4 separate regions of the Homo sapiens genome follow, and regions 1, 2 and 4 are each linked to region 3. Evidence: chromatin loops called from intact Hi-C (ENCODE). Cell type or tissue: sigmoid colon. All regions are shown on one strand. Links, peaks and the distances in the headings refer to the core of each region. The heading gives the core; the rest is flanking DNA.

The links. Peaks named below come from ENCODE experiments on the same cell type or tissue, not always from the same donor. Only the 100,000 strongest peaks of a DNase experiment are listed, where the experiment ranks them.
Region 1: it touches region 3 in a loop (3.0-fold over the local background); 29 of 110 quality-filtered maps call a loop at or near these places.
Region 2: it touches region 3 in a loop (1.9-fold over the local background); 7 of 110 quality-filtered maps call a loop at or near these places.
Region 4: a loop joins it to region 3, with 2.1 times the contacts of the local background. A loop is called at or near these places in 14 of 110 quality-filtered maps.

Annotation. Positions count from the first base shown.
Region 1 is chr1:183,135,194-183,140,193 of GRCh38, forward strand. LAMC1 (laminin subunit gamma 1) reads left to right here. Exons shown (of 28, transcript NM_002293.4): 25 at 1,193-1,392; 26 at 2,476-2,634. It overlaps LAMC1-AS1 (LAMC1 antisense RNA 1), which reads right to left. Exons shown (of 3, transcript NR_149048.1): 3 at 3,209-3,387. Among named protein-coding and RNA genes, the nearest start is that of LAMC1-AS1, 3.6 kb to the right of the region's middle. In sigmoid colon, for the core only: no CTCF peak of the experiment used is centred there; no DNase peak of the experiment used is centred there; H3K27ac peaks cover 452 bases.
Region 2 is chr1:183,315,489-183,323,429 of GRCh38, forward strand. All of the region lies in intron 1 of NMNAT2 (nicotinamide nucleotide adenylyltransferase 2), which reads right to left. Among named protein-coding and RNA genes, the nearest start is that of NMNAT2, 99 kb to the right of the region's middle. In sigmoid colon, for the core only: a CTCF peak has its summit at 3,210 (motif pointing left); DNase peaks (open chromatin) are centred at 2,828 and 3,173; H3K27ac peaks cover 583 bases.
Region 3 is chr1:183,232,868-183,237,867 of GRCh38, forward strand. It overlaps LAMC2 (laminin subunit gamma 2), which reads left to right. Exons shown (of 23, transcript NM_005562.3): 15 at 1,500-1,579; 16 at 2,708-2,863; 17 at 3,593-3,737; 18 at 4,485-4,637. Among named protein-coding and RNA genes, the nearest start is that of LAMC2, 49 kb to the left of the region's middle. RefSeq lists a silencer at 1,947-2,241. In sigmoid colon, for the core only: a CTCF peak has its summit at 2,303; DNase peaks (open chromatin) are centred at 1,834 and 2,344; H3K4me3 peaks cover 932 bases; H3K27ac peaks cover 1,554 bases.
Region 4 is chr1:183,176,267-183,184,207 of GRCh38, forward strand. No RefSeq gene overlaps it. Among named protein-coding and RNA genes, the nearest start is that of LAMC2, 6.0 kb to the right of the region's middle. RefSeq lists an enhancer at 4,735-4,854. In sigmoid colon, for the core only: no CTCF peak of the experiment used is centred there; a DNase peak (open chromatin) is centred at 4,195; H3K27ac peaks cover 979 bases.

The sequences.
Region 1 (5,000 bases), core at 1-5,000, 98 kb before region 3:
CCACTAGAGTGATTTTTTTTTTTAATCATGACTTTTACCATATTTATTACTTCATCCCCAACTCCCTACTTTTTTTATGCTAAAGTATTTCAAAGGGAAATCCCAGAGCTCCTGTCATTTTATCCCTGCATACTTCAGTATGGATTTTTTTTTAAAGATGTTTTCTTATTAGGCAAACTCACATAACCAAGATGCCTATTTAGAGAACTTATATAGGTAAATGGAGATTATCTTTCATTTTCTCTGCCAGTGGCATCTGATTCTTTGTTGTTGTTTTTTTTTCTTCACCCCAGATAGAAGAGAAATGTGACCAATTCACTGAGCAACTGTGAATTCTTGTCTGATAAAACAGTCATAGGTTCTATAAATAGAGAAGCTTTACAGGATGCTTTACAGGGTACTAGTTGAAAATATGGGCCAGGCACGGTGGCCTGTAATCCCAACACTTCGGGAGGAAGGATCACTGGAGGCCAGGAGTTGAACACCAGTTCCTCACTGGGGAATATAGTGAGACCCCATCTCTATAAAAAAAAATTTTTTTTTTAATTAGCCGGGCATGCTGGCACATACCTGTAGTCCTAGCTACTTGAGAGGCTGAGGTGGGAGGATCCCTTGGGCTCAGGAGGTCAAGGCTGCACTAAGCAGTGATTGTGCCACTGCATTCCAGCCAGGGTGACAGAGTGAAACCTTGTCTCTCAAAAAAAAAAAAAAAAAAAGTAGTAGTTCAAAATATGGACTCTGGTGTCAGTGGGCCTTGGTTCAAAACCCTGCACCCTGCACCACAGGTCATGTAACTTCTTTAATCCTCAATTTTCTTATAAAAATGATACAGCCTATTTTATGTCAAAGACACAAAGCTCTTAACTCAGTACCCGACACACAGTAAACACTAAATAAATTGCAGCTTTTAATAATGGTTGAGGTAGTGGTAATGGGATGCTCAGCGCTCTGCATTTTAAAGCACATTGTTGAAGTAAGAATTCTATTTCCAGAAACGGAACATTTCTATAACACTAACTGGGAGACCTATTCTGTAGAGATGTGTAATTTCTAAAATTTCAGCCCATGCTCTCTTCCATTTTTTACCCTGACTTCCATTGTTCATAAAACAAAATCCAGTTGGAACTCCCTGAAAGGCCCCCTTTTTACTTGTTGGGAGTTTAGCTCAAATGTGTCCTTGAACTTGTTTCAGATTTTGATAGGCGTGTGAACGATAACAAGACGGCCGCAGAGGAGGCACTAAGGAAGATTCCTGCCATCAACCAGACCATCACTGAAGCCAATGAAAAGACCAGAGAAGCCCAGCAGGCCCTGGGCAGTGCTGCGGCGGATGCCACAGAGGCCAAGAACAAGGCCCATGAGGCGGAGAGGATCGCGAGCGCTGTCCAAAAGGTGTGCGTTTCCTCTTCTCCAAGAGTCCCTGCCCATATCTTTCTCTGGTCACTTTCCAGTTTCTTTCCAGACCCTCAGAGCCCTTGCAGATTTTTTTCCTGAACTTCAGTAAAATTGTCTTAAACCATATTTGTCTTTTTTTTTTTCTTTTGACTAGGCATGAGAGTAGGTATCCACATTGAGGAGGGGAACTCAGTAAAAGGGTGCTTTACTCTAAAATTTCTACTATGTCTCAGTGTGAGGTCTGGCTTCAGAGGTCTATAGAGCCCATTCCCACAAAAAATCAGACTTTTTCTAAATAAACATTCTTCTTTGACCTAGACAGGTGGTATTTATTTCAATACTATGTAGTGTGCCTTATCAATATAACTTTCAAGTCCCCCTTTCAAGTATATTGCCATATGTAAGCCACTCCTAGGAGAGACTTCCCATAGCTGCCATTGCTAGGATTCTTTGAAGTCATCTTCAAGAATAATGTTTTTTAGTTTGGCTTTCTCTTATTTCAAGGTCAATCTGTTTGTTTTATTTAAAAGAGAGATTGGAGCAATTTTAGAATTAGGTATTTAAGAATCAGAGAAACCTCTTAGTTTCCTTAGAACAGTTGGCTTTTGGATTAATTATATTTTATAAAATACTCATATTTCAGGATTGTGGTCTTTTTGTACATTATGATGAACTGCCAAGAATGAACCAAGCTAGCTTTGAATTTAAATTTTACCTCAGCGAAAGCATCTAATCAATATGATGTCGTAGAAAGTGTATGCCATTAAATGTTTATCATTTGCTGTCTGTATGACCCCAACTAAAAATAGCAATAATAGAACAGAAGTTTCCAGGATTAAAGAAGAGGATACAAATGAAAGTGCTAGATAAAATACAAAATGTTATTATGTGGGTAGTAATTTTTTTTATGATTATTTATAACCCAAATTGATAATGTAAGTCATGAGATAGTATAAATCAATATATTATTATTTCTGGATTATATTTTTAAGACATTTTATAAATTATAAAAGGAGCGGGAGCATACTTGAGAAAAAGGAAAGCTTTTTTAAAAAAAGTACAATTTTCTTTTGTGCCTAGAATGCCACCAGCACCAAGGCAGAAGCTGAAAGAACTTTTGCAGAAGTTACAGATCTGGATAATGAGGTGAACAATATGTTGAAGCAACTGCAGGAAGCAGAAAAAGAGCTAAAGAGAAAACAAGATGACGCTGACCAGGACATGATGATGGCAGGGATGGTAAGAGGTTTTGGTATATTTGCTCATTGGCAGAAAGTGAACAGTGTTTAATAATAAAGATCCCCCACTTGTTGAGAAGAGTCTTTTTTATATTGACTTCTGTTTTTCATCACATTGTCTCGTCAAGAATTGGGTTAGTAGCTTACATAGAAGACAAAGAATTTGGATCTTCTGCCAGGTAATTTTGTTGCACAATTGTCCTGTCCCAAAGTTACTCAGTTAAAAGTAAAACATTGCTTTACACGTTTGAGGTTTTAGGACATTAAAAGTATGTGTTTATATTTTTCACTGGGTAATTCATAAATGTTAATAAAAAAGGAATGCAATGAAGTTAATTTTCTTCTTATTCTTGTTCTCCCAGCACCTTTAGAGACAAAGACAAGTTTCTTGTATATAAGAAATTTTTGAAGATGGCATTGTCTACCACCCCACCAAAACATATGAAACTTACATCTAGTTTAATTTTTCACGTTTTGTGATAATGTGTATGCAAGGTACTATTTGTAACAAAATTGACTTGTCAATGGATGGCCCAAGGAAGAACTAAGGTCCATTTTTCTGTTCTATGCTATATTTTGCTTTGAAAAGACTTTAATGGAGTCACAGTAGGAATATTCTTTTTCCAGTTGGGTGTAGCAATCACGGTAATGACATACACGAACTTGTGGTTACTTGCTCACTTTCAGTGGCAAAGAAGAGGCCGTCGTTCACTGCTGCCAGAAAACATAGTCCCTCAGTGTGGGTCATTTTCATCTTGGGATGGAAAAAAGAAGTACAAAGCCTGTTAATCTCAGTAAAAACTCTAGGGAAGTGATAAAGGAAACTATCTCTGTGCAACCACCTAATTTTATTATGCTTTTTACAGGTAGGGGGGTGGATGTTGGTTTGGATTGTCCTGATTTTCTCCGTTATGGTGTGGCTCAAGTAAAAATTCCCATAAAGGTGTCTGGGCGCAGTGGTTCACTCCTGTAATCCCAGCACTTTGAGAGGCCGAGGTGGGTGGATCGCCTGTGGTCAGGAATTCGAGACCAGCCTGGCCAACATGGTGAAACGCTATCTCTACTAAAAATACAAAAATTAGTTGGGCATGGTGGTGGGTGCCTGTTACCCCAGCTACATAGGAGGCTGAGGCAGGAGAATTGCTTGAACTTGGGAGGTGGAGGTTGTAATGAGCCAAGATCACTCCACCCTGGGCCACAGAGGAAGACTCCGTCTCAAAAAAACAAAAATTCCCATAAAAAAAATAGATGTTTCTCACATGTTGAGCATATATGGATTTCATTTTTAATATGATTGTAGAAACATTAGATTTAAAGCATATTGAAAAAGAAAACAGTATATTCTTTAGGAGCTTCAAAAAAGGGTTTTGGTTTAGTTCAAAGGGTGAAAGAAGATCTTTTATTATTTTGGTAAATAACTTCTAAGGAAACAAACCACCCTCACATGCACTATCTCATTTGTATTTCTGTCAATTCTGAAAGGCCAGCATTTGGCCAGTATTATTTGAATCTGTATTGTATTTTTTAACCAGAAGAATGAAGGTTTATAGCTTCATTCTTTTGGAAGAGGAGGCTGGAGACCACAGGTTAAATGCAGGTGCATCGCTCTTGGCCGGCCCTGGCAGGGTCCTTTCTCCCTCCTTTTACACTCGCAGACAAGCTTGTGGATGCTCAATAAGGACAGCTGCCGTTTGGACAGAGATTAATCATTTATTTGTGAAGGTTTTTTCTGCCTTGCTTTCTTGTTCTTTTTTAAATCTTCACATTGTTTTGATCCCAAAATGTTTGTGTTGTCCTTACTCAAAACTAGGAAAAACAATTATGTGGTAAGAGGCTCAGAGCCACTTACTTAAATCTCAACTAGATTTATTTGTGAGAACATCTGTTTTCTGATATTTAGACACTTCCTCTTCCATTGCTGTTTCCTATGACTCATGCACAGTTATTTGTTCAGGTTTCATGGAATTTCCCAAGTGTATTTACCTTTGTTTGGTTTTTAAAATGTAAATTATATTGCCCCAATAAATGAGTATGTGTGTCAGGGGGACTGTGGCTGGGTCATTGCATGTGGAGGGGGAGTTTACAGAAGAGAACTCCTAGAAGAGCTTTACTTAACTATGAAAATTTTCAAAGAATAGGACATTTCTAATAAGTCCCTAAGAGTGTCCTGAAGGACATGTTTTGGTTCTGAAACATAGTTTCTATAATCATCCTTAAAAAATAACTTGTTTCTGCTTAATAGGCTTTACTATGAATATACCTCCATATATTATTGAGTTAGAATGTGAGAAAAGGAGATTAATTTTTGAAGTACAAATATAGTGAGTTAGTGAGTGTAGGCATCCTGACTGCCTAGTCATAACTTTG
Region 2 (7,941 bases), core at 1,179-6,178, 84 kb after region 3:
AATCCAAATTAAAGACATCATATCCAAACTACTTTTAAAATATGAGTAGCTTTGGGAGGCCGAGGCGGGTGGATCAGGAAGTCAGGGGTTCAAGACCAGCCTGGCCAAGATGGTAAAACCCCGTCTCTACTAAAAATACAAAAATTAGCCGGGCATGGTCGTGGGCACCTATAATCCCAGCTACACAGGAGGCTGAGGCAGAGAATTGCTCGAACCTGGGAGGCCGAGGTTGCAGTGAGCCGAGGTCATGCCACTGCACTCCAGCCTGGGCAACAAAGCAGACTCCGTGTAAAAAAAAAAAAAAAAAGCAAAGAATGCCTAATGTAGATGACAGGTTGATGGGTGCAGCAAACCACCATGGCACGTGTATATCTATGTAATAAACCTGCACTTTCTGCACATGTACCACAGAACTTAAAGTAAAAAAATAAAAAAATAAAATGAGTAGCCCATGAACTAAAAAACCAACAAATTTAGAATAACAAAAGTCTTTAATTTTTGATTCTTAGAGCTTTTTCTCCTTAATTACTAAAAATCAAACACCCACCTTGGGAGAGGAGTCAGCCAGGACCTCTGTTCTTGGGCTGTTTCTGTCCATCCCTGACATCCTCTGCACATCAGGATGTTTGAGGCAGCGAGGCATGCTCTCCTTGGGAATGGAGGTGACATCACAGGCCCAGAGTCCCCACTGACCCTGAGTGCTCCAGTTCCCAGGGACTTCCTCCCTGGAATCTGGAATTCATTTTGGCACAGGTCATGGAGAGCCATGCGAACAATGAAGAGGGAAAGGGTGGCAGGGCTCAGTGTCTGTGTCACCCAGGGTCTGTTGCCCCCAACTCCTCCCTGACATAAATGGCTGCTCTGTGGGGTGGGGAGCTAAGAGGAGAGGGCTGGCCCCTCTGTCTCCTGCAGGCCCTCCAGCTTGAAAAGAGAGCAAAATCCATGCCCCCTCACCTCCCCATACACATTCTTTCTGACCCATTTTCTTTCATGTCTGTGGAGATCAGATGCTGAGTCAAACGGCAGCCCTGGATTTCTTCCTGGGCTGCTGCAGTACCAGCTGCAGAGCCAGGGCTCGCCAGCCCCCCACCAGGCACCTCGGTCCCCTGAGCTGTCCAGGCACGGGGGCCTGAGGGACTGGGCACTTTACTTCCCTCTGGAGGGCAGGCACTGTGTCTCATCCAGCTTGCTGCCTTCCTCAGCTCCTCCCCCACAGCCCTTACCAGGGCTCCTTCTATATTGTTGATACTCAGCAAACATTGATTCATTGGGTAAGTGAACGTAAGCAGAGCTTGCCATAGGGAATATTATTCACTAGGTAAAATGTGTTGGAAATAACCCTTTATCTGATTCCCCTTCTTTCCACTTATAGAAATTGAGGTGTTTTCCTCCGGTCCTGCATTTTGGGACTCTAAGTCAGCATCCTTGGCATGCCTGTGTTCCAGATCTCCATCCCCCATGCCCTCAGCTAGTTGTTACCTAGTAGTCAGACACTACTAATCACTAGACCTGTGCACATTTGATAAATGTTACCTGATCCACATACATTTTAATAAGAGCCCCCAATGTCTCTCCCCAGAAGAATGTCTCTAAAATGGGAATTCCAGTAACCTGTGTCAAAGTGGAGTAGACTCTTCTAAATGGGAACCGTCGGGTCATACCTCAAAAGTGGCAGCCTCAGAGTGGGGTGGGCCTGGCTGGTCAGCCGTTTTATCCCAGAAAGTAGGCTCAGTTTCATCCCCCCGTATTTCAGCCCACATCCTCCAGCATACCCTGAGCCTGACTGATGGATTTTTTCTTTTTCCTTTTTTGAGACAGGGTCTGTCACCCAGGCTGAAGTACAGTGGCTACCTCCTGGCTCAAGTGATCCTGCTGGGCTCAAGCGATCCTCTTGCCTCAGCCTCTCAAGTAGCTGGCATTCAGCCACCATGTTCAGCTAATTTAAAATATTTTTTGTGTGTGTGGAGATGAGGTCTCACCACCATGTTGCCCAGGCTGGTCTGGAACTGCTGGGCTCCAGCTATCCTCCTGCCTGAACCTCCCAAAGTGCTGGGATTATAGGCATGAGCCACCATGCCTGGCCTTGACCCATGGATTTCTATGTACTCTCTTACCCACTCCCTCATCACCTACAATCAAGTCACCTCTTGCCAGTCTTTGGAAGCCGAGAAGACTTTTAGAGTTGACTCTGTTTTCCTCTCATTTTACTGGCCAAGAAGTGAAGGCCCAGAGACTGCCTAAGATAACCCCAAGGGCTGGAAGTGGATTCATGAACCCCCACCCAAGTCTATTAACCCCAGGGCTTTTGACACTAGCAGAGGGAAAGGCTTCTACCCAGATTAATGACAGGGGCTATTCAAAGATTCTTGACCAGTGTCCAAAAGAAAAAAATATTTAAATTAGCATCCACTATGGGCTGGATTCTATGCTGAGCACTAGAGTCACAGGTGGTGCACCCACTGTGAGACACAAATACACAAACAGACAAACACAATACAGTGTTAAAGGAGCTGTAATAGCCAAAACGTCTGAGTGTCTATTATGTTCTGGGCACTGTTCTATAGCCTTCACAAACAGTTATTCTAAGGGCAGAGGTAAGCTCATGGCCCTATGGAAGCTCTGAGTTCCACTGACACAGTGGGAAATTGGGCTTCGACTCCCAGACATCCGGCCTAGGCTAGCGAAGTCTCTGCCTCACCTCCCCAGCAGGCCCTGGGACCCCAGTGACATGGCCTGAGCCCTGGATCCTAAGACCTCCTCTCACTTTTGTGTCACTGGGACTTCTGTGCCCCAGCCTGAAGTCCTCTTGCCTGTCTGCAGGCTACAGTCTGTTAGAGAAAAAGTCCAGGCCAGATGAGGAAATGGGGCTCTGTCTTTGGGATGGGAGGAGAGGGACTGCGGAGGTGATGGCCCACAGGTGGGGAGGAATGACTTGAGTTCTGTGCTCGGAAGTCAGGGCAGCTCTGCAAGATTTTTTCCTGGCCAGTTTTGGATTTCCAAAACCAGAGAGAGATTCATTGTGTTTGCCTTGAGAAAGGAAATCCCCCAAACAGGACGATGGGGGAGGAATTTCTGAGGGCAGAGAGTTTCTAGAACTGAGAAGGGAGGGTTTAGGGAGGCCAGGACAGAATCATTGCACAACCCTGCTCTCCCTGGGAAAAACCCTCAGTCCTTCCTGCCTTGAGCCAGAGGCCACGGGCTCCATCTGCTGAGAGCTTGTAGAGACACACATCAAACAAGTCCCAAACTGCTGACCTCTACTTCTACCTTTGCTGAACTCCCTAAAATCCGATACAGGAGCAGAGGTTTGGGGCCTGGGAGCCTGGGGCAGGAAAGAGCCAAGGGCAAAGAAGTACAAGCCAGCTATGGATTTTTAACATCATTATTTTGTTGTTATTATTTATTGAATCATCACATCAGCTCTATTGGAGGTGGTATCATTAAGCACAATTTATAGATGAGAAGTTAAGGACTTGCTTATAAGGGCAGAAATGGGAATCATATAGGGACTCAGAGCCCCTGCATTCTCCTCATTGCAATGCTACTGTCTTGTGGGGACACAGGCGTGTGCATGCCCCATACCCCCACATACACACTACCTACCACTGTGCTGCAGCAGAAGCTATGCTGAAGTAGAAGTCAAGATTGCTGAGCCCAGTCCTGACTCCACTGGAAACTGGCTGGGGGCTCAGTTGACTCACCCCAAAAAATCTGCTCCGGTTACTTCCATTCTGCCAACATCGAGCACCTACTGTGTACCCGTGCTGAGTGCCAGGAATACAAGAATTTAGAAAATGAAAGTCCTGCCCTGGAGGCATTTACACACCAGTCAGACTTATAAACACCAGAGAATGACTTATAAAAAGATCACTTCAGCACAGTGCCTACATTTCCAAGCAGTTGTAAAGTTTAAGTGAGATGATATATGCCACTGTTTAGAAAACCCAAGAACTGCCCCAATGTTCTCGAGGTTGAGCCAGCTCTCTCAGAGGCAGCAGGAGAGTCACAAGCAGGCTGGGACACTCTTGGTCATCCTTCCCTTCTCAGCAGCGCCTCTGGCCAAGGCCAGGCCTGCCTTCAGCTTCCACTTGCCATGGTGACAGTGCCATCCTTGGTTTCTTCCCTCCTTCCTTTCTTCCTTCTTTCCTTCTTCTCCTCTGCCTCTCTCTCTCTCTTCCCCTCTCTCTTTCTCTCTTCCTTTATTTTTTGGTTTCCACTATTCTATGTGTCCTCAGCAGGGAAACCGGCAGGATATTCCTCCTCCATCTGACAAGAGTCAGAAATTGGGGAACTTCCATAGCTGTGGGGTTGAGAGTGGGATGCAACTTAAGATGACCCTGGGAGGGAGTTTTCCATGATCTGCCGTGTCTTTGAGCATCTGCAGTTCCCATCCTCTCATTCCCGTTTTTCTGGACTTATCTCATTATGGTAGGAAAGTCATTTATTCACCACTATTAACAGCCTCTCCCCTTCTCTGCCCATGGCGGGGAATTCTGGGATAGCTGCTGTCTCTCTGGCTGAACTAGGGTAAAGGGAAAGGAGCGAACTGAGTGAAACCAGACAAGGTGAATTGATTTCCTCTAAAAATTAACTCTGAGTTCCTGATGAAGGAGAAATAAATAGATCCTGAGGATGAGATGAGAGGAGAAACAAGATGAGAATCTTCTGGGCTTAGAGAGAATTGTTAGGAATGAGGAGAGAGGTGATAGTATTTCAGAGGTAGTATATGTGAAATATACAGAGAAAGATAAAGTTTTTGAAGTGCTGCTCTAGTTTGAGTTGAACATCCTTTTGGTATTCTTTGAGAGATTTTGGCAGAGATTAAAATTTCTGGCCAGGCACGGTGGCTCACGCCTGTAATCCCAGCACTTTGGGAGGCCAAGGTGGGCAGATCGCCCTGAGGTCAGGAGTTCAAGACCAGCCTGGCCAACGTGGTGAAACCCCTGTCTCTACTAAAAATACAAAAAATGAGCCAGGTGTGGTGGCGGGTGCCTGTAATGCCAGCTACTCGGGAGGCTGAGGCAGGAGAATCGCTTAAACCCAGGAGGCAGAGGTTGTAGTGAGCCAAGATCAACTGCACTCCAGCCTGGGCGACAGAGCGAGACTCCATCTCAAGAATAAATAAAATTTCTTTGTGAATTACTTTTTGGATACCTGACAGTTGTTTCTCTGAGTACATCATGATGTTAGGACTGGGTCACGAGACAGCTATGTTTTACCTGGGTTACACCAACATTCACAGAAGTTGATCTAAAGTCATCTGTCCTAACCTCTTCATTTTACAGATAAAGAAACTAGGAGCCAAGCAGGTCACAGTTCTTTGTTTCTTTCCTTACCAAACAGTGGAACTGCCTCTGTCCTGCTGTTGCCAAAAGGGAAGTAGGGGAGATTGGTGAACAGAAGAGAAGAAAGAGAGAGAAGTCATCCCTTTTTATTTCTTTCACTGGCAAATTTGATTTCTCAGCCACTTTGGCAAGCAATTCTAGTCCTTTCTGTGTCTTTTTAAAGTTATGTGGCTTGGGGTAGATGGCCTCATATCTGAACCTTAGGTTTCTCCTCTATAAAATTGGTTTAATAAGAACAATACTGCAAGATTTAGGGGCAGTTGCAATTCGATTACAGAAGTGTAATTCCACCTACATGTGTGTGCTGAAGTGAAAAAGCCCATTCCTTCGTCCCACCAGACGGAATCCTTTAATTTCAACTCAATTTCATAAACGTCTTTCCCCACATACAAAAAGGATAAATTCCTCCCTTCTATTTTCCTTTACTCTTTCCTTTATTATGTTCATGAAGCCCAAACCATATACATAATAAAGGGCTAAGAGAGAAAGAAAAGCAGGACCAGAGGAAGCCTCAGAGGCTAGGGTAGGAAAGGAGTTTATTTAGATGAAAGAGAAAGAGGTTTGAGAATGGTAGTGCCAGAGCAGCTTTAGTCTGTAAGGTATTTGAATGGAAACAGAAATATTTGGCCAGGCGCGGTGGCTCACACCTGTAATCCCAGCACTTTGGGAGGCCGAGGCAGGTGGATCTACTTGAGGTCAGGAGTTCAAGACCAGCCTGGCCAACATAGTGAAACCCCATCTCTACTAAAAATACAAAAATTAGCTGGGTATGGTGGCATGTACCTGTAATCCCAGCTGCTCCAGAGGTTGAGGTAGGAGAATAGCTTGAACCTGGGAGGTAGAGATTGCAAGATTGTGCCACTGCACTTCAGCCTGGGCAACAGAGTGAGACTCCATCTCAAAAAAAAGAAAAAAAAAAGGAAGAAAAAGAAACAAATATGTTACTTAATGTTACTTGGACTAGATTTTTGGTTTTTGTTTTGTTTTGTTTTGTTTTTGTTTTGAGACAGGGTCTCGATTTGTCACCCAGGCTGGAGTGCAGTGGTGCGATCACAGCTCACTGCAGCCTCGACCTCCTGGGCTCAAGCGAACCTCCCACCTCAGCTTCCTGAATAACTGGAGCCACAGGCATGTTCCACCACATTTGGCTAATTTAAAATTTTTTTTTTTTTGTAGAGACAGGGTCTCACTTTGCTACTCAGGCTGGTTTGGAACACCTGGGCTCAAGTGATCCTCCAGCCTTGGCTTCCCAAAATGCTAGGATTATAGACATGAGCCACCGCACCCAGCCTGGGCTAGATATTTGGATGCCTTTAATAACCCTCACATTAAACACCGAATTCCTTTTAAATTATAAGTAAAGACTGAACAGACTTTCCTGAACGTGACACCCCTCTGAGTCTGAATTACATGGGTTTCTGGATTCACAAGGGTTGCAAATGTGAGAGATCATGTCATTTGACTGTGATTTCCTTTAAGGGAGAATACGTTCAGGTGTGTATGGTCCCAGGCTGTCAGACCTGGGTATGGGGGCCTCATGCTCTACTTCTTCATTACCTTGTACTGCACCTGCAGCCTTGAGGCTCAAAGGACAATTGAAACTTTAGGGCTAGGTACCTTCTTCTCATCTAGAACGATCCTCCTCCACCTGACCCATCCAGCTGGGCAGATTATTCCCCACTCCTACTCCTGCTCCTCCAAAGCTGGGCCTGTCCCAATTGCTATCCCCAGCTGAGAGCTCCCACAGATTACCAGACCAACAGTCTACAGACTGAGCAGCGGCAGCTCTCAGGGGATCAGTGATCCACTACCTGGGTCCCAATGGCCCCTCAATAAGCGATCTGGAGCCTAACCTCTTCCCCATACCCAAATCATAGGATGAAATTTTCAGGACCACACAGCAAAGCCTAAGGCCCTCCCAAACACTTGAGACTATTTAAGGTGCAGTCCCATGATTTAAAATACCATCTGTCTGCTGACATCTCCCAAATTTATACTACCTTGCAGACCTCTCCTCCAAGCCCTAATCTCAGAAATCTAATTATCTGCTTGACATCTCTACCTTGGCTGGCTCTCACAAACATCTCAATACACATAAAACTAGACTTTTTTTCTTTAGATGGAGTCTTGCTCTGTCATCCAGGCTGGAGTGCAGTGGCGCGATTTCGGCTCGCTGCAACCTCCGCCTCCCAGGTTCAAATGATTCTCCTGCCTCAGTCTCCTGAATAGCTGGGACTACAGGCATGAGCCACCATGCCAGGCTTATTTTTGTATTCTTAATGGAGAAGGGGTTTCGCCATGTTGGCCAGGCTGGTCTCGAACTCCTGACCTCAGGTGATCCACCCGCCTCAGTCTCCCAAAGTGCTGGGATTACAGGCGTGAGCCACCGCACCTGGCCACAAAACTAGATTCTTCATATTCATCCCTAAATCTGCACCACCACTTCCTCCCTCCCTGCAATGGTGACACCACCTAGAACCCAGCTGCTGAAGCCAGAAGCCAGGGAGTTATCCTTGCTTCCTCTTTCACCCTTCACCCTCATATCCCATTCATTGGCAGCCTCTGAAGTTGCTAGCTTTTTCATCTCCACTGCCAC
Region 3 (5,000 bases), core at 1-5,000:
GCTGGGCTAGAGTATTGAGAATACTGCTGTGTTGGGAGACCTACTTGTAGATCTCACTGACTCAATTTCTGTCTCTCAGTGGCTCACTTTCTGTTTCTGATCTACCTGACAGGTTGTTGGACTTCTTTTCCTTGCAACAGTCACATCTATTTATGTCTTTGGCCTTCTGAAGTTTCCTATTTTACTGCATTATGTTCTTCTCCTAAGTTCATTTATTTCTAACTACATCCTCATCTTGGCCCTGCCTCACCTCCCTTCTGCATATCTCCTAGCTTGTTAGCTCCCAGAGGGCAGGATTTACTTTAGTTCATATTTACTTTCTCAGCCTACAACACAGTGTATAGCTGTGGTAAATTTCTAGTGTATGAATGAATGGATAAATGAATGAATGAATGAAAAAGGAAGGAAGGAAAGAAGGAAGAAAGGATGGAGGAAGGGACAGAGGGAAAGAAGAACAAAGGAAGAGAGTAGGGAAGGAAGGAAGGAAGGAAGACATGGTTTTGAAAATGGGAAAAAAATGCTGCCAGTATGATTTTCTTGATGTAGTTTGTAATGTGGTAGGAGGGAGAGATTTGATTGAGCACTCTTCTATTTCTGAATAAAGAAGGTTATGGTAACAATAATGTAAATGGATGGGTGGGAGATGAATAGAGGAAGTGGAATGATAATCAGATACTATAATGAGGAAGTCACATTAAAAATAATGTGTATTGATTGTTTCCTTTATTACAGAAATGTTTGTTGTAGAAAATAAATAAAAATTCTCTATGATCCCATTACTATCAAATAACCACTGTTAAAATTTGGAATATATTCTACTGGACTTTAAATTCATATAAAAAATGTACATGTATATATTTTTATTTTTATTTTTTTTGGCTTCCAGCAGGAAAAGAATTTTTATTTTACTTTGTTGTTGTTTTGGATTTTTTTATGTATATATATTTTAATGCATCTATATCTATATACAGACTTTTTTGAACTTGGATTTCTTTGCTCTTGTCTATACATACTTTTTTTTTCTTTTTTTTTTTTCGAGATGGAGTTTTGTTTTTGTTGCCCAGGCTGGAGTACAATGGTGCGATCTCGGCTCACTGCAACCTCCACCTCCCAGGTTCAGGCGATTCTCCTGCCTCAGCCTCCCAAGTAGCTGGGATTACAGGCATGCACCACCATGCCTGGCTAATTATTGCATTTTTAGAAGGGACGGGGTTTCACCATGTTGGTCAGGCTGGTCTTGAACTCCTGACCTCAGGTGATTCACCCGCCCTGGCCTCCCAAAGTGCTGGGATTACAGGCATGAGCCACCACACCCGGCCTATACATACTTTTTAAAAATAGAATAATGGTGAATAGAGGCATGGTGTAAGTGTCAGGGTGTGGAACCCTGTGTGGCTAATGACAAGTGGTTCTGACAGGACAGATGCACCTGCTTAAGTTCCATGGCCAAGTGCAAAGCCTTAACCGATTCGCCTTAACCGATTCTCCTTTTCCCACAGAACATTCCTGCCTCAGACCACTACGTGGGGCCAAATGGCTTTAAAAGTCTGGCTCAGGAGGCCACAAGATTAGCAGAAAGGTGAGCAGCATTAGAGGGCACCTCTGCTTCAAGCCGTCTCTGCAAGGCCAGACTTGAATAAGAGTGTAGGGTATTAGGGACCCAAGCATCGTATTTATTCTCTCCAGGCTCCTTTGCAGCCATTCCCTACCTTGAAACCAGTTTTTAACCACTTGGCTTTTATTGTATGTAAGTGGCCACTGGGCAGGGTCATTTGGCAGGAGTTGGGGGTGAGGGTGTTTCTTTCCCACATTTCCCTATGACTCACAGTATGGCTGTGTTGTATGTCAGATGTGATTCCTCGGGCCACGTGAAATGAATCAGCCCTTGGAAGAGAAAGCTCTGCAGCTTTCAGGGACTCCCACACCAAGCCTGGGAACAAGTAGCAACGAGTTGTTTTTTAGCCTGTGGGGGCCAAGACTGCAGAGGGGGAACTTCCTCCTGAAAACCGGCTCTGCAGGGCCCCAATGATAACACGCAGCTCCCTTCATCCTTGGCTCTGACTAGAAATCCTACGGTGTTTAAGAGGTTTGCTGGTAGCGGTCTGCTCAGCAGGGTGGCAGGCTCTGTTAATCCCAAGTGGAATTCAGTCAGCGGAAGAGGGCTGATTTGTATATTTTGTAACATGAGCTGCCTCCTGAGCTCGTTTTTAATTTTGTTTCTTTGGGTTTTTTTTAAAGAAGCACTTTTTAGAACCAGGAGGAACCAAAAGTATCCAGGGAATTTTTATAGACATGCTTTGTCCCCCTAGTGGTGGGCCCAGTTTAGAGCTGAAGCGAAAGTGCGTAAAGGTTGGATCCTGGGTGAAATAAGACCTAGAGGTTTCTTCCTGCAGCAAACAGCTTACAGATGCAGTGTTTTATCACCTGAGACTGCTCCCACCCATCTCCACACTCCACCCCGCTCCGGGACTCCAGTGATTATGCCATAAACGGAAAAGATCACTACAAGGTCTATGACATAAGGCGAATTCTCCAAAACACTTTCTGCTTCTTGACAGCACCTCTAATTCCATGTAATTTGAGTCAGTTCTGTAGGGTTTTTCTAAATCAGACCAGCTCCCGTACTCTTTGCCCTTCGTGTAACTGAACAACCTAAAGGAAGCCCTTTGCGTGAAAACTCTTATTCTTTTGTTTTTAATCCTTTCAGCCACGTTGAGTCAGCCAGTAACATGGAGCAACTGACAAGGGAAACTGAGGACTATTCCAAACAAGCCCTCTCACTGGTGCGCAAGGCCCTGCATGAAGGAGTCGGAAGCGGAAGCGGTAGCCCGGACGGTGCTGTGGTGCAAGGGCTTGTGGAAAAGTACGTTCCTACGGGTCCTCCCGTGGCTCATTATACCTTGGATACTCCCAGGGCAAAATGCTAACCGTACTTGAGGGGCACCATGCTAGTTGTAAAAAACATATTATTAATGATAATAAGAGGGCCGAAATCATGGGAGTTTTACTTTGGGGAAAAGCAGATATTTTTAAGACTGGAAGAAAAAAAGATTGGTTAGTCTAAATAAAATTAATGTTTTGATTGAGATTACAATACTGGGAGGTATGGTCACCCTCTGGTGTTTGAAGGGTGTGAATAAACCCATCTGATGGCATGGGGAGATATAAAAATACAGAAATATATTTCTGTTATCAAGAAGTGGGGAATTTGGGATTGAATTTTTCTGACCCAACCTGTGTAAATTAAAAGGCTTATGTTTAGTGGAGAGGGACAAGTATCTGATAAATAATTTTGTTTGGTTCTTCTGGTTATTCTAACTACATACTTTCAAGACAACAGGGTGAAATTTTGCTTTTGTTAAAAAAAAAGGGGGGGCCAGGTGTGGTGGCTCACTCTTGTAGTCCCAGCTACTTGGGAGGCTGAATTGGGAGGATTGCTTGAGCGTGGGAGGATGAGGCTATAGTGAGCTGTGATCACGCCACTGCACTCCAGCCTGGACAACAGAGTGAAACCCTGTCTCAAAAAAAAAAAAAAAAAAGAATTCTCAAAGTCCTCTTTTTATTACCGCCCCCTCCCCACCCCCAACACCAGATTGGAGAAAACCAAGTCCCTGGCCCAGCAGTTGACAAGGGAGGCCACTCAAGCGGAAATTGAAGCAGATAGGTCTTATCAGCACAGTCTCCGCCTCCTGGATTCAGTGTCTCGGCTTCAGGGAGTCAGTGATCAGTCCTTTCAGGTGAGGGCATCTGGCCTGTGTGCTTGATATACAGGAGGGCCATAAATACTTTCTTTTCTGGGGGTGCCATAATATTGTTCAAACATTCAGCTTTTTCTCCATGTTGACCATTTCTGTTTTAGAGTGGGAAGAGTATTTAGCCTTCTCATTACCCATTTGCTTGTTCTTAAACCACAATCCTAGTCTCTGGAAAGGATTTGACCCATGCTAAACCTATTACTGGATAAAAGTTTTATGTATCTTCCTTAGTTCTGGGGATTGTTGAAACCTGTGGAAAATTTTTATAAAGTTTTTTTGTTTACGCTTGAGTCCAACCTATAGTATATCTCTATGTATAGCCACTCTGAGATGACTTCTTCTCAAAAGTTTTGCATTGTTTCTGCCATCAGTTCCTTTAACAATTCCAAACTTATTCGATTAAGAAGATTTTGTTTACTACCTATAGAAAAAAAAATTCACAATCCCCATGGATATATGTTCCCATGAATATATAAACTAACATGTAAACATTTAAAAAATGAAAAAGAACAGAGACAAAGCCTGTTTGACATTGAGGGGACCTGCTGCCTTACTTTCATTGGGCATACTGACTCATTTTTGTTAGGTTTTGGGCCTGGATGGCTAGTGACTATTTTCTTGGCTTCTTAAGGCTGTTGCTATTTTCAAACAATGGTGCCAGGTCCTAACAAGGCTGGTGTGGTAACTGGTAAGCAGAAGTCAGACTCCCTGGTTTCTTTGGGCTCATAGGTGGAAGAAGCAAAGAGGATCAAACAAAAAGCGGATTCACTCTCAAGCCTGGTAACCAGGCATATGGATGAGTTCAAGCGTACACAGAAGAATCTGGGAAACTGGAAAGAAGAAGCACAGCAGCTCTTACAGAATGGAAAAAGTGGGAGAGAGGTATTCTTTTGTTAATTCATTCACTCAATAAAGATGTATTGAATGCCCACCATATGAATAAATATGGCAAGAAGAATAATCAAAAGCTCTCTGACCAGGCACGGTGACTTATCCCTGTAATCCCCGCACTTTTGGAGGCCAAGCCAGGAGGATCGCTTGAACTCAGGAGTTTGAGACCAGCGTAGGCAACGTAGTGAGGCCCCCATCTCTACAAAAAATAAAAAATAAAAAAATAGCTGTGCATGATGACACGTGCCTATAGTCCTAGCTACTTGAGAGGCTGAGGCGAGAGGATCACTTGAGCTCATGAGTTCGAGGCTGCAGTGAGCCATGATTACACCACTGTACTCCAGCCTGGGTGAC
Region 4 (7,941 bases), core at 1,691-6,690, 55 kb before region 3:
AAAAGAGTTGGTTAAATTTGTGGATGATAATTCCATAGCATGTGAATTAGAAAATATGAGGATCTTTTAGACTGTTTTCCTAAACACTGAAGTTGGTGTAATGAGAGCAACCCACTCCCAAAACATCCACTGGTGCTTCTGTCAGATACAGCTTGGTTCGGTGTAAGGGTACATTGGTCTGAATCAACATGGCATTTTCTGTTATCACTGTTTCAGCTCTGTCTGTATTCCAGAAGAAAAATCAACAATGTGGTTGACTGATTAGACAAGATCTGGTTCTAAGAGGAAGTTCATTAAAATAATATTTATTAAAATAAATGTATTTATCAAGTTAATAAAAATTCTTCAGAAATTTCCAGCAAGAAAGATTAACACGCAGATAACAATGAGACAGTTTCTTCTAACATGGGTTTTACATCAGGCCTCAAACGGTCCAAAGATTTAGAATTGCCGCCCCCTGCCCCACCCCTTTTAAAAGATAATAGGCTGGGTGCGTTGGCTCACACCTGTAATCCCAGAACTTTGGGAGGCCAAGGCGGGCAGATCATGAGGTCCAGAGATCGAGATTATCCTGGCAAATATGGTGAAACCGCGTCTCTACTAAAAATACAAAAAATTAGCTGGACACACACGCCTGTAGTCTCAGCTACTCAGGAGGCTGAGGCAGAAGAATCGCTTGAACCTGGGAGGCGGAGGTTACAGTGAGCCGAGATCACGCCACTGCACTCCAGCCTAGGTGACAGAGCAAGACTCCAACTCAAAAAAAAAAAAAAAAAAAATATATATATATATATATATATAGAGAGAGAGAGAGAGAGAGAGAGAGAGTGCAAGATTAAAATCTAAAAACCAAATCAACTGGCTAGGCGCGGTGGCTCACGCCTGTAATCCCAGCACTTTGGGAGGCCGAGGCAGGCGCATCACCTGAGATCAGGAGATCGAGACCACCCTGGCTAACACGGGGAAACTCCATCTCTACTAAAAATACAAAACATTAGCCGGACGTGGTGGCGGGCACCTGTAGTCCCAGCTAAGCCGAGATCACACCACTGCACTCCAGCCTGGGCAACAGAGTGAGACTCCATCTCAAAAAAACCGAATCAACCAAAGCCCCCAAAATCTTTCTTAAAAGGAGATTTTCTACCTAGAGTTCAAGTAATACATATCCATGTGTGTGTAGAATTTTTAGCATAAGTGTAATCCACTGTAAACCAAAAAGTATCTTAGACAAATCTCAATCAATTTAGAAGTTTAGAAGCCAAAGTTAAGGGCATCTTACACCTGGAAGACAGACCTATGCCTTTCTCCAAAAATGATTTTGAGAACTTCAATATTTAAAGGGGAAAGGGCGGATATTAGGAAAAAAGGAAGGAATGTTTTGAAGGTGTATATAGATAAGAGGCCAACGGTTGCATTCTTTTGAGTCTTCGATTAGCCATTCACATGTAAGGGTGGGTAAAGGAATAGTCACTTATGTATTCCTTTAGCTCAGCGAATCAGCATTTTTACATAAGATAAAATACAGGGCAGAGGAAGTGATCAGATATACATTTGTCTCAGGTGAGTAGAGGGATAACTTTAAGTTCTGTCCTTTGTCCCGTACCCATAAAGATAAGCTATCAGTTTACCTTGTCAGGGTGAAATTCAACAGAACTTGATCTTGGGGCCCACAAGGAATTTCCTAGTGGGCAAATTGTGAGAGAGGTGTGTAGCTTTTTTATCTTTGTAACTATCTTATTTAGAAACAAAATGGGAGGCAGGTTTGTGTAATGCAGTCCCCAGCTTGACTCTTCCCTTTGGCTTAGTGATTTGGGGGTCCCATGATTTATTTTCCTTTCACACCACTTTATGTTTACCTGAGGCACATAGATGTATTCAATTCCATATAAACAATTTTGTTGCAAAACCACTTAGCCATATTCTGCTTAAGCTGAAATTTTCGAAGTAAATTATAAGGGTTGTATTAATAGAGGACCCTGAGAAAAGAAAATAGCAAAGGCATTAGTTAATTTGATAAAGCAATGACAATTAAACCTTGTTTTACTTTGTATTCATATAATAAAAAACAGAGCACTGAAATAGTTGTCCAAATAATTCAGGCCTAAAATAAATTCACCTAAAACAGCCAGGTGGTGAGGCAAATGTGTCATTTTGGTTTAAGTTGTCTGAATCACTGAATTAATTTTCCTACTTAATCTAAATAAACATATTGAGACTATGAGAAATTTTTAGGTTAGTGAGGAAGGTCTCTAGATTTTTCTGTGATTATTTGTAGCTCTCTCCATCATTAGAGCGCAGTGGAATAACCAATCTGCAAGTTTCCTGCAAAAGAACCACCCAGGAATGTTTGGGGATTTCTGTGTAACCCAGCCCTAGAAAAGCTGAGTTCGGAGATATAGCTACTAAATTCTTGAGCTCTTGCACAAGCTCAGACTATTATCACTATGCCGAAAATAACTTCCAGTTGTTCTAAGGCGTTCAAGAATCGAATTACTTAATAACGTACTCTTATATCTGGATTAAGGTATCAGACCAACAGAAAACCATGCAAGATCTGATTGGATGACATAAAAGGATGTTGCATAAGAATCGAAGCTGTCATATGCTGAAGAATAACAAAGGTAATATGACAAGGAAAATGCACCCCTAATAGCCAAACCTTGTTTATTGCTTACCTGCTGCAGAGGGGTGACTATAGAACATACAGTGTATGTTATAAGGAACAGGCATGTCATATTTTATGAAAGATTTTTTAAATTATAGAGCGTATTTGTTCAGTGAGTGGCTTAATTTGTTTTTATATTGTAGTTGAATAATAATTCTAGAGAGAGGTATCGGTGTGGATTTGTGTGGGAGCCTGGGTAACCTCAAAATGAGGATAATAATAACACCTGCTTCATGGGATGGTGGTGAACAGTGAACTCCATAATCCCTATAAAGGCTCTCATCACTGAGCTGGGCGTATGCAGAATATTCACTACAGTTTGGCTATTAGTATTGTAATTGTCAAGATTATTATCAGACATTGAAAACACACCCAAAGTTTCCCATTTAAAGGCAGAGGACAGGTTTCTAAATGCTATAGAGTTTTTCAGACTTTGTAATTTAAATTATTAAAGGTGGAAAAATTCAGATTTAAATTTAGAAATACATTTAGAAACACTGTTTCCTGAATTCATTTCTTCCTTACAAAGGCAAAGGTAGGATCTCTGATCTAAGGGTAGCCACCTCTCATTTCTAGTTTATCTTGTCAAGGCTGCATGTGATACAGCCCTGGCCCCCACCACTGCAATGGAGACAAGATTTTCACTGCAGTGGTCTCCTTTGCCTCTCATTCAAATTCGAATATCTATGGTCCAAGCATAAGCATGGTTGAGGAACCATGGGCAATGTTTCATCTACTAATCAACATTTCACAGATGCACGGATGCCCAAATTTCAGTTTAAGGGAACACAACAACTGACACAGCCTTGAAATCTACTAAATGTCCCTCTCTCAGAATCTTTTGTCCTCTGTTTTGTTCTGATTTTTTTCTGTGTCTATTTTGCTTTCTATCAGCTTATGCCCCTCTTCTCTGTGCTCCTTCCCAATTTTTTTTTTTTTTTTTGTCTGAGATGGAGTCTCGCTCTGTCGCCCAGGTTGGAGTGTAGTGGCGTGATCTCGGCTCACTGTAACCTCTGCCTCCTAGGTTCAAGTGATTCTCCTGCCTTAGCCTCCCAGGTAGATGGGACTACAGGTGCATGCCACCACGCCTGGGTTATTTATTTTTTATTTTTTTATTTTTAGTAGAGACGGAGTTTCATTGTGTTGGCCAGGCTGGTCTCAAACTCCTGATCTCAACTGATCCACCCACCTTGGCCTCCCAAAGTGCTGAGATTACAAGCGTCAGCCACCACATCCAGCCTCATTTTTTTGTATTGTTTAACTATTAATTGATTTGAATATTTCTGTCTATAATAGCTACACCAAAAAAGATGCAAATGAAGTTCTTCTTCATGTGTTGATTTCCCACCACATCTCTGGCCCAGGTGTACCATCAGCCAACCACAGAAAAAGGATCATGTCCCTTTAATAAATAAACGGCATTACTTCAGTTCTGGTCTGGCCTCTACCGCTCCCTGAAAACTAGCTGTGGGCACACCACATATGTTTCTGCATAAAATGGAAGCTTGCCACTTCAGCCAGGGTTTTGCTTCAGAGAACATTGTTTTCTGGAGTCTGGCCAGCCTCAGAGAATTTACCCAGACGATCCAGGAAACACTGAACCATTTCCATTTATGGACATTTTCCTTTACCAATTAAGAACAAAGGGGAGTTAAAAAAATTTTTTTTTCCTGATTGCTATATTTTACATTTAAAATTGTAATGTGAATGCTGACATAATTAGAACTATCTGGGGAGATTTTTTAAAAGGCAGGGAACTGGGACCAACAGCCCTGTCCATTGCTGGCATGTTAACAGCCAGTACTTCAGTTTTTATCATAAGTGAGTTTGAAAGAGGATGACATGCCAGACATTCCTTCTGAAAGTAAACTAAGGTAATGATGGAACTCAAGGGAAAAATCAACATGTTACTTATAATTCTATTTGGGGGGTTGGGTGGGGAGATGACCATTCTGTGAAATGATTTATACAGCACTGTAGAAAGAAAAGTCCCCTGGGTGATGACTGTGAGCTGCAAAAGCAACAATGAACAAAGGGGACTTCCAGGGCCTCAGCCTTCCTGGCCACACCCGGTGGGAATGCCCCAGTCCTTTTCCGCTCTGTGGTTGGAGAACTTCTACGTAGAGCATTATCCTCACCAACACAAGGAGTTACACTCTAAATGGACAAATTTGGGGAGGATCAGATGAAAATTCAAGCGCTCACTTTCTAGAACAAAAGTCTGAGATGGGTTTAAAATTCATGCTCCTATGCAAACATTTCAAAAAGCATCTTTTACTTTTTGTAAATTGCCAAAACAGGTTTCCAGAAGAGGGCTCCTCCTGCAATGCTTGGGTGATGTCTCTGCCCAAAGGTCTGAGCTGGCCACTTAGTGCTGATCCAAACCAGCAGAGATGGTTTTGTCAGGCCTGGTTTTATCACACAACTTATGCAAACACTGGTATGTTTCCAGTGGTTGCTTTGAGGTTGCACATTTGAATTAAAGTATCTGAATTATGAAATATATTCTTTTGAGATTTTCTCTTTTTTATATCAGTTTATTGAGACATTTTGTATACAATCCAATTTTAAGTGTACAATAGAGTTTTTTTTTGTGTTTTTTTTTCTTTTGGAGACAGAGTCTCGCTCTGTCGGCCAGGCTGGAGTGCAGTGGCACGATCGATCTCGGCTCACTGCAAGTTCCGCCTCCTGGGTTCATGGCATTCTCCTGCCTCAGCCTCCCAAGTAGCTGGGACTACAGGCGCCTGCCACCATGGCTGGCTAATTTTTTTGTATTTTTTTTTTAGTAGAGACGGGGTTTCACCGTGTTAGCCAGGTTGGTCTCGATCTCCTGACCTCGTGATCCATGCGCCTCAGCCTCCCAAAGTGCTGGGATTACAGGTGTGAGCCACCACACCTGGCCTTTTTTCTTTCTTTTTTTTTTTTTGATACAGAGTCTCTTTCTGTCGCTCAGGCTAGAATGCAGTGGCATGATCTCGGCTCACTGCAACCTCCGCCTCCCGGATTCAAACGATTCTCCTGCCTCAGCCTCCCAAGTAGCAGGGATTACAGGTGTGCACCACCAGTCCCGGCTAATTTTTGTATTTTTAGTAGAGATGGGATTTTACCATGTTGGCCAGGCTGGTCTCAAACTCCTAACCTCAGGTGATCTGCTCACCTCAGCCTCCAAAGTGCTGGATTACAGGTGTGAGCCACTGAGCCTCACCAGCAATTGATTACTTTTGACCACAGTAATATTTCTTTCATCCTCCAGAAGTATCCTCATGGCCCATTGCAGTCAGTCCCTGTCCCTGGCAACCACTGATCTGCTTTCTTGCTTTGTAGTTTTACCTTTTCTAGAATTCATTTAAATGGAATCACGTAGTATCTGGGCTCTTGTGCCTGGCTTGTTTTAGCACAATGCTTTGAGATTCACCCATGCTGTGTATGTATCAGTAGTTTATTCCTTTTTGTTACTGAGTAGTATTAAGTTGACTTTTGTCTGGATTTGAAAAAATATATATTTATTTGGGCCATATGGAAAAGCAAATAGATTTTTGTTTTTGCTTTTTTGAAAAGCCATGTGTTAATTAAAGGTAATCCTAAGAATACATTTAAATCTTTACCTTTACCTTTTCCTTGAAATGTAAGATCCCTACCTGTCTGAAAGTGAAGTTTTAAATTCACAATTTTTTTTTTTTTGAGACAGAGTCTTGCTCTGTTTCACAAATTTTGAAACAGGCTGGGCACAGTGGTTCAGGCCTGTAATCCCAGCACTTTGGGAGGCTGAGGCGGGAGGATCACTTGAGGTCAGGAGTCCAAGACCAGCCTGGCTAACATGGTGAAATCCCATCTCTATTAAAAAACACAAAAATTAGCCACGTATGGTGGCACCTGCCACCAATCCCAGCTACTCAGAAGGCTTAGGCAGGAGAATCGGTTGAACCCAGGAGGTGGAGGTTGCAGTGAGCTGAGACTGTGCCACTGCACTTCGGCCTAGGTGACAGAGTGAGACTCCATCTCAAAAAAAAAAAAAAAAAATTGAAACATTTGGTAAGAAAATCTGTATGTGAAGGAAATTTCCAGATATGCAGCAAAAATATGAAATAATTAATAGCATCCAAGTAATTATTGGTAATACGGGCATGAACCTGGATTAGGCCAAGAGTTCCACAAAATTGTAAAATAATGATTCAATAATTAATTAGATGGATTGAAGCAAAAATTTCATCTTTCTCATATGGTGTTTGTTAGTAATTTTAACAACAGAAAAATGATTAGTGCTCACTCAGAGATAATAATAATTTTTAAAACAATAATTATTGTTCTTATTATGGCTATATCTGTATAGTACATATTATGTGCCTGGTGCTGTTCTGAGCCCTAGATAATTCATTAACTCTAATAACCCTACTAGGTAAGTGTTTTAATATTATCTCCATTTTATAGATTAAGAAACTAAGGATCACAGAAAGCAAAGTAACTGCTTTGATGAATAGAAGCCAGGATTTGGCCCTGGGAACCTGCCTAAGCCTCAACTTTTGGCCACTAGAACTCTCTTAACCTCAGGAATGCACTAGAGAAGAATTCTCAGATTGGTAAAAGGGGTCGATATTGTCCCTGAGCAAGGTAAGGGATGAGGCCAGAGCAGGGGCGTCAAGCCTGAGCCAGACAGTTGTTTGGATGTGTGGAGAAGCCCAGAATAAGGCAATGTGAAGAGGTGGGAACTGAGAAAAGTTGGGGAGTGCCTGCCTTAAGGCGTTTACATTTTAAAAATATGTTTTAAATCCTGCACTGTTCACATAAAAGAGGCTGCTGGTGGGTCTGGTGCCCAGGGGCCTGTGCCCATTTGCTGCCCCTGGTCCAGATGACCTCTGGCAGTCCTTCCAGAACTAACATCTTGGGAAAAATTAGAAATATTTGTTCAGAGTCTTTTGTGACTTGAATTTATCGATGTAGGCCAATAGTCTACAATCTGGCTAGGTTATAATGGTCATTGATAAATAACTTTTGATTGCATGTTGAATTCATTCAGTGTTGTGAATTTGTCTTTGTTTTTTATGGTACTTTTTAATCTGACGTAACAAAGAGCTAATGGATTGTGGAGTCATATGGCCTGGTTTTGAACCTTGGCTTTGCAACTTACTAGCAGTGTGACTTTGAGCATGTTACCTGACTTTCGCATGCCTGTGTTTTCTTGTCTGTAAAATGGGGAAATTAACAGTACACCTAATTCATAAAGTTGTTTTAAAGATTAAAAGTTTAATGAGATAATGGATTTACAACAGCGACTGGCA